Regions from separate parts of the Homo sapiens genome. Here region 2 is linked to region 1. The links are chromatin contacts, found by Hi-C or POLR2A ChIA-PET in ENCODE. All regions are on one chromosome and are shown on one strand. Each heading gives the region's core, a stretch centred on a gene start or an enhancer-like site at or near the end of the contact. The rest is flanking DNA. Distances are from core to core; before and after follow the strand shown. Region 1 overlaps LOC105376959 (a long non-coding RNA gene). Region 2 overlaps SLC6A6 (solute carrier family 6 member 6).

Region 1 (5,645 bases), core at 1,663-4,162:
ACACACACTGAATCTGTTTGTTCAGCCTTCAGGGTTTAATGCCCTGCTGTGTCCATGTGCTCAGCTCATAGCCACCATGCATGACTTGGGACTTCTGAATGGGACCAAGAAATATCTAACATGCGATTTCCTGGAAAGCACATAGGAGTTTGGCCCAGATCCAGACTTGGCAGGTAACTTGCTGTGTGACTGTGGACAAATGACTGAACCTTTCTGGGCATCAATTCCCTCAAACATAGAGGGAAGGTGGGCAGGGATGGGACACCCACCCCTGAAGCCTCAATCATGAGAAGCATCCCAGAATGAGACGTATTCAGGTAATAAGGGAGTTTTTCTCTTTTTTTTTTGTTATTTAAAAAATGGATATGTAATAGTTTTATATATTTTTGGGGTCCATGTGATATTGTGATACCTGTATATGATGTGCTGTGATTAGATCAGGGTAATTGGGATCTCCATCACCTCAAACATTTATCTTTTCTGACCAGGCATGGTGACTCACACCTGTAATCCCAGCACTTTGGGAGGCTGAGGCGGGCAGATCACTTGACATCAGGAGTTTGAGACCAGCCTGGCCAACACGGTCTCTACTAAAAATACAAAAATTAGCCGGGCATGGTGGTGTGCGCCTGTAGTCCCAGCTACTCCGGAAGCTGAGGCAAGAGAATAGCTTGAATCCTGGAGGTGGAGGTTGCAGTGAGCTGAGACTGTGCCACTGCACTCCAGCCTGGGTGACACAGAAAGACTACATCTCAAAAAAAAAAAAAAAATTCTCTTTTCTTTGTGTTGGGAACATTTCAATTCTTTTCTTCTAGCTACTTTGAAATATACAATAAATGATTGTTAACTATAACTTCCTTATTATAAATTTTCCCTTTTCAATTCTCATTTATTCAGTTGCTCAATCAAGAAGAAGCTGCCAGGCACAGTGGCTTGTGCCTGTAACCCCAGAACTTTGAGAGGCTGAGCGGGGTGGATCACCCAAAGTCAGGAGTTCAAGACCAGCCTGGCCAACATGGTGAAATGCCGTCTCTACTAAAAATACAAAAATTCGCTGGGTGTGGTGGTGGGTGCTTGTAATCCTAGCTACTCAGGAGGCTGAGACAGGAGAATCCCTTGAACCCAGAGGCAGAGGTTACAGTGAGCCGAGATCGTGCCACTGCCCTCCAGCCTGGGCAACAAAGAGTGAAACTCTTGTCTAAAAAAAAAAAGAAGAAGAAGAAGGAGAAGGAGAAGGAGCGGGAGAAGGAGAAGAAGAAGAAGAAGAAGAAGCCTCAGTGAAGTGCTCCAGCATCTTCACCCCCTTGGTCACTTGCTCATCTCCTTGATGAACAAAAGCGGCCCCAGATCAGAGCCATCGAGCACCTGCAGCCAGCAAGGTTGGCTGGTTTTCATTGTGTGCATTTTTAAGGCGTCTTCTATTTATAGAAAGGATTGTGGTCTTGCATTTGTAGCAGCGATGAAAGCTTTACTTTTTGGCAAAATGTGTGCAAGTTGTTTAGAAGTGAGTCTGTTTGAAAAAAAAAATTAAATGAATAATGATTTAGGAGGTGAGTTTGTTTCCTAGGGCTGCTGTGATGAAGTGCCACAAACCTGGTGGCTTAAAACAACAGAAATGTGTTCTCGCACAATCCAGAGGCTGGAGTCCTAAGTCAAGGTGGTGGCTCCCTCTGAGGCTCCTGGTGGAATCCTTCTTTGCCTCTTCCTGGCATCTGGTGGCCTCTCTCAGTTCTTGGCGTTCCTTGGCTTGCAGCTGCGTCACTGCACTCCTGGCCTCTGTCATCACATAGCCATCTTCCTCTGTGTCCCTGTGTCCAAATTTTCCTCTTCTTATAAGGACTCTAGTCTATTGCATTAGGACCCACCCTAATGACGTCATCTTAACTTGATTACATCTGCAAGGACACTATCTCCAAATAAGGTCACATTCACAGGTAGCAGGAGTTAGGACTTCAACATCTCTTTTGGAGGAAACACAACGTGACCCATAACAGATGGGTTGCAGCAAAAGGAAAATTTATGCAGGAAGACCTGACAGCTAAAAGTCTGGGGAGAGCTGCTCAGGCCAATCTCTTGGGAGAGGGACTCCGGCCCTGTGCAGGGTGGCTGGGGGCGACTTGGACAATCCCAACGTCTCTCCCTGAGTCATGGTTCCCTAGGATTTTCAAACTGGGTTCCATAGAGTCCCTAGGAGATCTGGGGAGATCCAGATCTCCAGACACCCAACATCACCTCCACTTTGCTCCAACCACTATAGGGGCAGTGGCAAAATTGTTTGACTAAAAGGCACCCAAATAATTTTAAAGATAAAAGCACTTTAAAATCATCAGGTTAGGCCAGGCGTGGTGGCTCACGCCTGTAATCCCAGCACTTTGGGAGGCCGAGGCAGGTGGATCACCTGAGGTCAGGAGTTCGAGACCAGCTTGGCAAACATGGTGAAACACCATCTCCACTAAAAATATAAAACTTAGCCGGGTGAAGTGGTGTGTGCCTGTGGTCCCAGCTACTCAGGAAGCTGAGGCACGAGAAACACTTGAACCCGGGAGGTAGAGGTTGCAGTGAGCCAAGATCTAGCCACTCCACTCCAGCCTGGGTGACAGAGCAAGACTCTGTCTTGAAAAAAAAAAAAAAAAATTAGGTTAGAGGATCTGTGTCTCCTCCCAGCCCCACACATTCTGATTTTAATGTACCCTCCTGCTCTGGCTAGGAAGAAAGGACCAGGGCTGCTGCTTAATTTTCTCTGGGAAGAAAGTGTCTATTTGCCTGTTTACACAGATTTCCCCCTCAGGAACGGTCCCCGTCTCAGCTGCAGAGGAAGCAGGAGAACTCAGCTTGGGCAGTGTCGCCTTTTGCTCCCAGGCTTCCACCACTCTGGGGACCTTTCAGTTCCTCTGACTCGCAGCTGCCTCCCTTCTGACCACAGGGAGCTTGCTCACACTGTTCCTTCTGCTGGGAACATTCTGACACCCTTCACTTGGCAGGTTTCTGTGCATCCTTTGGTCCTGTCCTTGGGGAAGTCTTCCCTGGTACTCCCTATGTGAGCAAGACCCCACCGCATTCCTGTTTCATAATCTATAGAACCATGGTTCATCCTGGGGTCCACATCAGACTCATCTTAGGAGCTTCTTAAAGAGATGTCTCACCCCCTGAGATGGATTCATGTGGTGTGGTGTGAGGTCCAAGAGTCTGCCTTTAAGAAACTCCCCAGCTCACTCTCATACACAGCCAAGGTTGAGAGTCACTAAGAATTATAATGATCCAGGCCAAGTGCAGTGGCTCATGCCTGTAATCCCAGCTCTTTGAGAGGCCAAGGTGGGCGGATCACCTGAGGTCAGGAGTTTGAGACCAGCCTGACTAACATGGTGAAACCCTGTCTCTACTAAAAATACAAAAATTAGCCGGGCGTAGTGGCGGGCACCTGTAATCCCAGCTACTTGGGAGGCTGAGGCACAAGAATTGCTTGAACTCAGGAGGTGGAGGTTGCAGTGAGCTGAGATCACACCATTGCATTCCACCCTGGGCGACAGAGTGAGATTCCATCTCAAAAAAAAAAAAAAATTATAATGATCCAAAGAACCCTCTATCCACAATTTCCATATTCAAAAAGTTTTGAAAAACAAAACAAAACAAAAACCCAAATTTGGTGGCAAAACTTGAAATTTTGTGAAACTATTTAGAAACAATTTAGCTCATATACTGTGGTTCTTTTTCTTTTCTTTCTTTCTTTCTTCTTCTTTATTTTTTAGAGATGGGGCTCTCGCTATGTTGCCCTGGCTGGTTTTGAACTCCTTGATCACTCAAGTGATCCTCCTGCCTTGGCCTCCCAAAGGGTTGGAATTACAGGCTTGAGCTATCATGTCCAGCCCACCTACTGTGAATAGTCATAGATTTTGCTGTAGAAATATCAATGTGATTGATTATGGGAAGCGACTCCACACCCCACTGGGGTGACGTGTAACACTTATGGAACATGCTCCGAGTTGTCCTTCTGATAGCCAGGCACATTTGGACTCAGGAACTTGGAAAGGGAACTGTGGACTCTGGGCTATAGTTGATGATGGCTGACTTTCTAGACTGTGTCCATGTGCTGGGCTGGAGAGAAGTACTTTACGCGCTGTCTTCTCAAATCCTCATTACCTGGGAAGAAGGCATAATTTCCAAACACATTTCATAAGGAGGAAATCAGAGCTCAGAGAGAGAAGTAACTGGCCCAAGGTCTGACAGCTAGAAAGTAGGAAGGATGGAGTTCCACCCAGGCAGGCCCCAAAGCCCCTTCATTTCACAGCCTTGGTCCTTAAGTGGAAACATCATTTGAGGGATGGTGCCTGTGGCATCTGTGTGTGCTGCTAGTTGGGGTGAAGACCAGGTCTGCATGGCTTACCATCGGCTCCTGGGACCCAGCAGGGTGTCTGGTGTGTGCTGGGGGCCCAGAGTTCCCTTGGGCCAGGGTGGCAAAGCTGGCGCACTTGTCCCCTTTCCTCGGAGACCTGCATTTGGCCAGGTGCCCTGTGCCTTGGCCATCCTTCAAGCCCGAGGGACAGATTTAGTGCCCTTAATCCTCCTCTTCAGTCAAGCCCCTGCTTGTCACCGGCCTGCCTGGGACCCTTGGAGCAGCCCTCCTGGTGAGGCCTGTCTCTCCAGTCTCAAAGGCCTGAGCTCTACCCGTAGAAAGGAGCCGAACAAAGGTACCTCAGTCTGGGTCTGTGGAGCGGGTGCTGGACTGGGAATCCACCTGGCCGTTTTGTTCCTACTAGCTGGGTGACCACGTGGCAGATTGGGAAGTGGCCATAATACTTGACAGCCCTCCCCGTCAAGAGGCAGGATGCATCTGGGCTGACCCTGTGTCTTGCTTGGGGTAAGAGAATGTGGTGGGAACATGGGTGCCTAGAGGCCTCTCAGCTTCTGCTCTTGACACCAAGAGTAGCTGAGATTACAGGCGCCTGCCAACACACCCGGCTAATTTTTGTATTTCCCTTGCCATGGGGACCAGAGGCCATGTGGGGGGAGGCCCACCCGCTGACTACCTGCTCATAAGGAGCCCCTCCAGGCCAGCAGCAGACCCACCCAACTGAGCCAAGCCCAGACGGCCAACCTGCAGAACTGACAGCCAAATAGATCTTTATTGTTGAAACCCCTTACTTTCTGGATAGCTTGTTACACAGATTAAGCTAACAAACACCTTCCACTCCAATCCTCTCTAGGCTGGTGAGGAGTAAATAAGATGACACTTTGGACAGTGCCCGGCACAAAGGATGCCCAATAAATGCTGATATTCTCCTGCTTCTGTGTCAAAATACTTGTTATCGACCCAAAGAAAAGGAAGGAAGCCTCTCCTCATGGTGATTTTTACTACTATTACATTTCACCCGGGACTGGTTCCCTTCTCCTTGCCTTGGTTAAGGGAGAGGCTCCTGTTGGTGCTTTGGGGTTAGATGTCCCTCAGGAAAGCCTTCCTTGACCAGGGTGTTAGACCATGGGGAACTCACAAGAACACCCAGGAAAAGCATTCATTAAGAGAGACAAGAATTCCAACTTCAAAGGAGTCAGTCTCAGAAGAGGAGCTCATAAAAAAGCCTGAAGAGGAATGGCAGGAGGCTGAAGGAAACCAGAAGACGGAGTGTCATGGAAGCCAAAAGAAGAGCGTG
Region 2 (5,645 bases), core at 1,077-3,576, 92 kb before region 1:
AGGATAACCCCAGGGGCCCCCCCAGTTTCAAGGATTTCCTCCTGCCCTGCCAGCTTCCTCAGTCTCCCCTCCCTCCCCTGCCACCAGCACCACCTCCAGGCCATTCCCCTGCCCAGGAGGAAACAGGACCCAGCCCAGCAGGGAGCCAGGGCCCCAGGACATCCTGGCTCCAGATTTTTAAAAGAGAATAACAATAAAAACAGCCCAGAACAAAACAGTGCACTCTTGGAGCCAGCCCAAGCTCAAAAGGTTAAGGGAGATTCTGAGAAAAGAATTTCTTGGAAAGAGTAGGGCCTTTGCCAGGGCCTGGGATCTCCAGGGCTGTTGGAGGAATTTCTGAGAGGAGGCTGAAGGTAGGTGGGGCCAGGGGAGGCCCCAGCAGGCACAGAGGCAGAGGTCTGGCTGCCGCCACAGATCCGGAGAAGACCCCAGCATGGGCTGGGATGATCCTAAATTTGGCTCCTCAATAAAAGAAGGCATCTGGGTGGGGCTCAGGCTTCCTCCCTAGGCTCCTGGCTTTGTCCCACCGCTTCAGGAACATGGCCCCACTGGTCCCAGGATAAAGCCCCAGCTCTTAGCTTGGCATCCAAAGCTACAGTCACCTCTCCAGCCTCACTGCCCACCCCAACTCTGCCAACACCAGGAACACCTTCCCTCTCACATTCTCCATCTGGCAAGTTCCTCCTCACCCCACAGCCCGGCTTCCAATGTCTCCATAAAGCCTTCTCCCATGTGAACTCTACTTGCTTCCCGTCTTCCCACAATGCACTCTGCTGCCCATAAGCTGAACCACTGGATGGGTGAGGGAACTATGGCTCAGAGAGGGCAGGTGACTTGCCTGAGATCACGCAGCAAACTGACAACAATCACCTTTGGCCTCGCGCCTCCCACCTCCCCTGGCCCTGGGCCCAAGCACTTACCACAAGGAACGGCCCCTCAGTCTGGCAGAGGCGGATGACGATGACCAAGGGAACGCAGAGCATGGAGGAAAGGGCCAGGCTCCAGCCCAGCCCAATGGCCCAGTTGGGGTACACGTATGTTTTGTTGTAGGTCAGGGGTACGTACTTGACGAGCGAGAAGATGAAACATCCCTGCGGAGAGATGGGGGCAGTCAGGAGAGGGGTCCTGGGCATCGGGGGGTGGGGGGCTTCTGGGACTAGGACTGGCCTCAACCTGAGGGAAGGGTCTCTCTCCTTGGGAAAGGACTGGCTCAGAACTCACACCCCTCTCTGCTGCCATAAGGATCCCCCCCGCCCCGGTAAAAACACAGTAAGTCGTTTCCCTGCTCAAAACCCTTCTGTGGCTCCCAGTGCCAGCAGATGCAGCCCAAACTCCTCGGTGCAGCCGGGAGTGTCAGCAGAAGCTGTACCCCTTCCTCCCTCATCTGCCTCAACTCTCCCTCCGTGTCCACACTCCAGCCACCCTGAAGAATTCCTTCTAGCTCCTCTGTCACTGAACTCTGGGTCTTGGCATGGGCTGTTTCCTCTGCCTGGCCCTCTTTCCCCCACATCTTCTCATCCTAACTTGGCTCCACTGGGTCTGCCTTACTTGCCCAGGCACCACCCATACCTCTCCTTCCAGAAAGCGAGTGGTTGTAACCATCTCTTGGGCACACGTGTTCTGCCAGACTGTGAGTCTGAGAGTAGGAATGTGTGTGTCTTGTCCTAGTTCTTTAACACCCAGTGCAGCTCCAGGTACATACAACAAGTGCACCATAAGTGCTAGCAGCGTAGATGAAAGCCTTTCTTCCCCCACTGCCACCCTCCATGTCTATCTCTGAGCCACCAGCAGCAGGGGCCTGGGCACCTGAGCCTTGCCCTGTTCGGTGTCCACAGCCCAGCCCTGGGTCCATGCTAATGGCTAGTGGCCATCAGCATGCATGAATGGTGGGGTGGGGTCAGCCCTGTGCCTCTAAAGGGAGCAAAGCCCACCTTTCCCTGTGAGAAGAGCACCTAAGGCTGGCTCGGGGCTCCCGGGGCTTCTGCTTCTAGTCAGAATGACAGCATCTCTGAGGAGGGCCCAGGGTGGCCTCTGATTGTTCCATAATGTGAAAATGGCCTAACTCTTCAACACCTAGTAACTGGGATTTGACAGGAAGATGCATCTTTCTAAAGCAGAGTCGGTGATGGGCAAGGGAGAGCACTAGCCTGCAGGCATCTTTTACTGGGCACCAACTGCACGTCTGGCCCTGCTGTTGTTCCCGTCCCTACGTGTAGGGCTGTGGCTCAGATGAGTGAGTCCCAAGAGATGCTGCCCTGGGCCCTCCCAAGCAGGAGGAGCTTGAGCCAGTGCCTGCCTGTTTCCCATTCCTCTCCATGAGGGTGACCTCATCTCACCACCTGGGAATGCAGCCTATCTCTGACGTATCCAGCTCCTCAGGGAGAGAGATAAGGAAACTGAGGGTCAGAGTGCTGAGAAGAGCTGCCCACAAGCAAACATTAAACCAGGATGAGAACACAGGTGGGCCAACTAAACTCATCTCCAAAGATAAACTCACCAATTGTTGTGGTTACTGGCTCTTACCATTACTTATTTTTGTGGGAGAAAGTCTGCACTTCAGAGGAAAAGGCTTCATATGCATATTAAATAACAGTAACAGTCTAAGGTCGTCAGCTGCCACCGGGGTCCTCCTTCACAGTCTCCTGGTTTTACAAGTGGGGAAACTGAGGCTCACAGAGGGAAGTGACTTGCTTGAGGTCATATCATGAGTTAACAGCAACATTGACTTAGTCTGGCCTGATAGCAGGTCACGGAGGGGAGGGCCTATTTGTCCTCAGCACCTGTCTCCTAAATCCAAGGAATATTGGGCCATTTGTGCTCCCCATAGTGGAGCCGTGAATGGCAGGATGGATGTGGTCTCCCTGGCAATAAGCTCCAATGATCACAAGTGATTGCAAACCCTGACGGCTTTGCCATGGAGGAATTCCACTCACTGGCACCCTGGAGTGCGACCATGAAGCAGACTGCATGGGCAGGTGCCAAGGCCAACTCCAACATGGTGGGCGAGAGCATCCTCGTGGGAAGAACAACGTGGCACACTGATACCCTTGGGCCTGGGTGAGTCCAAAGCTTCCCTATCCTTGGGAGAACCCAGGACTTCCCCTCTCTAAGCTACTACCCCCACCTCTCCATGGAAACACCCCATTTCCAATGTCTATGACCTCTCTACTAGATATCCCAAAGGCCCCTCTACTTCCCCAGTGACCCAAACAGAGCTCATGCGCTCTGGAAGGTTTGGGGAAAGAATGTGCTTTCAATTCTGGATCCCCTGGATTTCTCAACATGCTCCAGATACACCCTCTTCTTTTAGGATGCCTTGGCCCCGCACAGGCTGGCTCCTCTGCCAGAAATGCCCTTCTTGTTTTCTACTCCTGACAAATTCCTACTTATCCTTCAAAACTCAACTCAAGCTAACTCCCTGGAGCAGCCTTCCTCCCCTCTCCCAGGCAGCGCTGAAGCTGGGTTTATTATAAGCCCACGCTGAACAGATGCTGCATGAAAGATGGTTTAGCGGGTGAAAATGTCAAGCCCCAGGGAGAAGAGGCCACCAGCCAGAGCCACAGAAATGGAACTCACAACACAGAGAACTGGAGTGATCACAGCCCAGCTGTACTTCATCCAGGGCCCGGGCCGATAGCCAATCATGTCCTCAATACCATCATAAAGGTTATCACCTCCTGCAAGAGACAGAGGGGGACATTTTCTGACACAGCGTTCAAGGCCAGCAGCAGCTCAGGGGCCATGAGTGGGGTCTCTGGGACCTGATCCAGGCCTCTGCATCTCCACACCATGGATATACAAGTGTGGCAAAAACAGACATTTACATGAAATTCAAATATAACTCTGCATCTTGTATTTTTCTGGCAATCTGAGGCACACTCCAAACCCTAGGTGTGCAATCTTAGGCACAGCCCAAACTCAAACCCAAGGCCTCAAGGAGATAAAAAAGGAGTATTCCAGGTCCTGCACAACCAAGTTCTGAAACTGTGAAAACATCCAGTCACACCTCACACCTTTAGCACCAGGAGGATCTTCAGTGTGGCTACAGTGAGATTATTTGTGTAGTCTAGGTAGGGAGGGCCTACTGTTCAACTCAAATTGAATTTCTGTTAGTATTCTCTGCTTCTGAAGCTTCTAAGTAGAGAAGCCCAAAGGAGAGCCTTGAGAAAGGACATGAAAAAATCTGTACTCACCATATATCCAGGCAATAACAAAACATTCAAAGAATGCAACCCACAAAAGGCATACACCGCTAGCTGCATAGTAGTCAAAGAGCTGAAACACATACATGCCACCCTGTGAAGAAAAAAACCACAGAAGGTCGATTTCCTACCTGGTCTCCAATTTCTTTCATATACAAAGAGCTCTGGCATATCAATAAGATTAAAAAAACCCAAGAGAAAAATGGACAAAGACTCTGATGACCAGATAAATATACAAAAAGATGCTCAACTTCATGTTTGACAAATGTAATTAAAAACACACATACAGATAAATGAAAGCAAAATGATGGGTCCACGGGAGCCTGCTTCCCAAGGAGGTGCTTCACACCAAGTGCAGCTGACAGAGAAGACTCCAGGGTCACCCAGCTGCTCAGTGAGTGGCCCTAAAATCTGACTTCTGGGGTGGGGGTTCTTACAAATACCTCCAGAAAAACACTTTTACTTCTGGTAAGGAAAAATGGTGAAGTGAAGCCCTGAATTGGGTTTTCGGAGAACTGTTAAATGGGACCCGTTCCTGGGGAACAGGGGAGGTGGTGGGGGGGGGCATGCAGGAGAGAGCGTGCCCTGGCTTTGATGCTAGGCTTCCATTCTTAGTACAATCTTTATCTCATCTGGCTTGCCTCTTGCTAGACACGTCTTAGACGTTCCCGTTCCCTTCTGCTCTTTGCTTCCCTTGTCTGCATCTGAAATCGCCCCTCCTCCTGGCCCCTGCTCACCCTCTGAATAGTGTATGTGCCCCCTATCAACCCATACCCACCAGGACTCGGTCCTGTGGCAGGTGACCTGCAAGGTGGTGCACCTCTACGTGGTGCTGTGGTATTTCCTGGGAGGCCTGCGTTTACCCTTGAGAATGTCTCCACCCCACCCCCAGGCCTGAGAAGGGCACACAGTCAGGGGTGAACAGAGATGTTGTGAAATGGATTTCAGCTGAAGATCCTCTTCCCAGGACAGAGGGCAGCGGGTGGTCACAGTGTTGCCACAGCAACAGGCAAAATAATTGGGTAGTTTGGGTCAGCTGTGGGCTCCTGAGCCCCCTCGTGCTACCCCCAGTGTTGGTCCAAGCAGGACCCCTGAATTGGGTGGGGCTGGGAGATGAAGCCCCTACCTGGCCCTCTCACCCAGCTGCTGCCTCCACTATGGCCTTGAGGAGGGCACTGGAGCACCAAGCCTGAAACACAGCTGAGAGAGCCACCTACCTCCGTCACCATCGTCAGCCCCAGCAGGTAGCTGATGCTACACACGAAGGCGATGAAGATTTCCCGACGATAACCCTTCCTTAGGAAGGATGGGTAAAGATCAACCAAGGATGTGATCTGTCCTTCAACTTCAACAAACTGAGGAGGGGAAGAGAGAGAGCTGGTGAGCGGCTGACGCTCAGGCCACCCTTGCCTGCTGCTCGGAGGGAAGGGCCCAGGAACACAC

Evidence for each region. Hi-C counts contacts between places; a loop is a spot of excess contacts on that map. ChIA-PET counts read pairs that join two places held with the same protein, here RNA polymerase II (POLR2A). Pooled maps may share reads with other maps.
Region 2: a loop to region 1 is called in a map of DLD1, with 7 times the contacts of the local background. The contact joins two enhancer-like sites. A Hi-C loop is called at or near these places in 7 of 168 maps with a recorded cell type or tissue (DLD1, GM11168, adrenal gland and 3 more), 1 of 37 single-sample maps with no recorded cell type and 1 of 50 pooled maps. POLR2A ChIA-PET finds 5 or more read pairs at or near these places in 4 of 52 experiments (BJ, OCI-LY7, PC-3 and 1 more).

What each region holds. Positions count from the first base shown.
Region 1 is chr3:14,385,643-14,391,287 of GRCh38, reverse strand. LOC105376959 (a long non-coding RNA gene) reads left to right here. Exons shown (of 8, transcript XR_007095825.1): 7 at 26-173; 8 at 898-1,546. Among named protein-coding and RNA genes, the nearest start is that of SLC6A6, 14 kb to the left of the region's middle. Within about 2 kb of position 2,912, at least 2 of the 41 ENCODE cell types and tissues checked have a DNase peak (open chromatin) inside an H3K27ac peak, as active enhancers do.
Region 2 is chr3:14,477,117-14,482,761 of GRCh38, reverse strand. It overlaps SLC6A6 (solute carrier family 6 member 6), which reads right to left. Exons shown (of 15, transcript NM_003043.6): 11 at 5,420-5,557; 12 at 4,194-4,296; 13 at 3,577-3,677; 14 at 921-1,091. Among named protein-coding and RNA genes, the nearest start is that of GRIP2, 60 kb to the left of the region's middle. Within about 2 kb of position 2,326, at least 2 of the 41 ENCODE cell types and tissues checked have a DNase peak (open chromatin) inside an H3K27ac peak, as active enhancers do.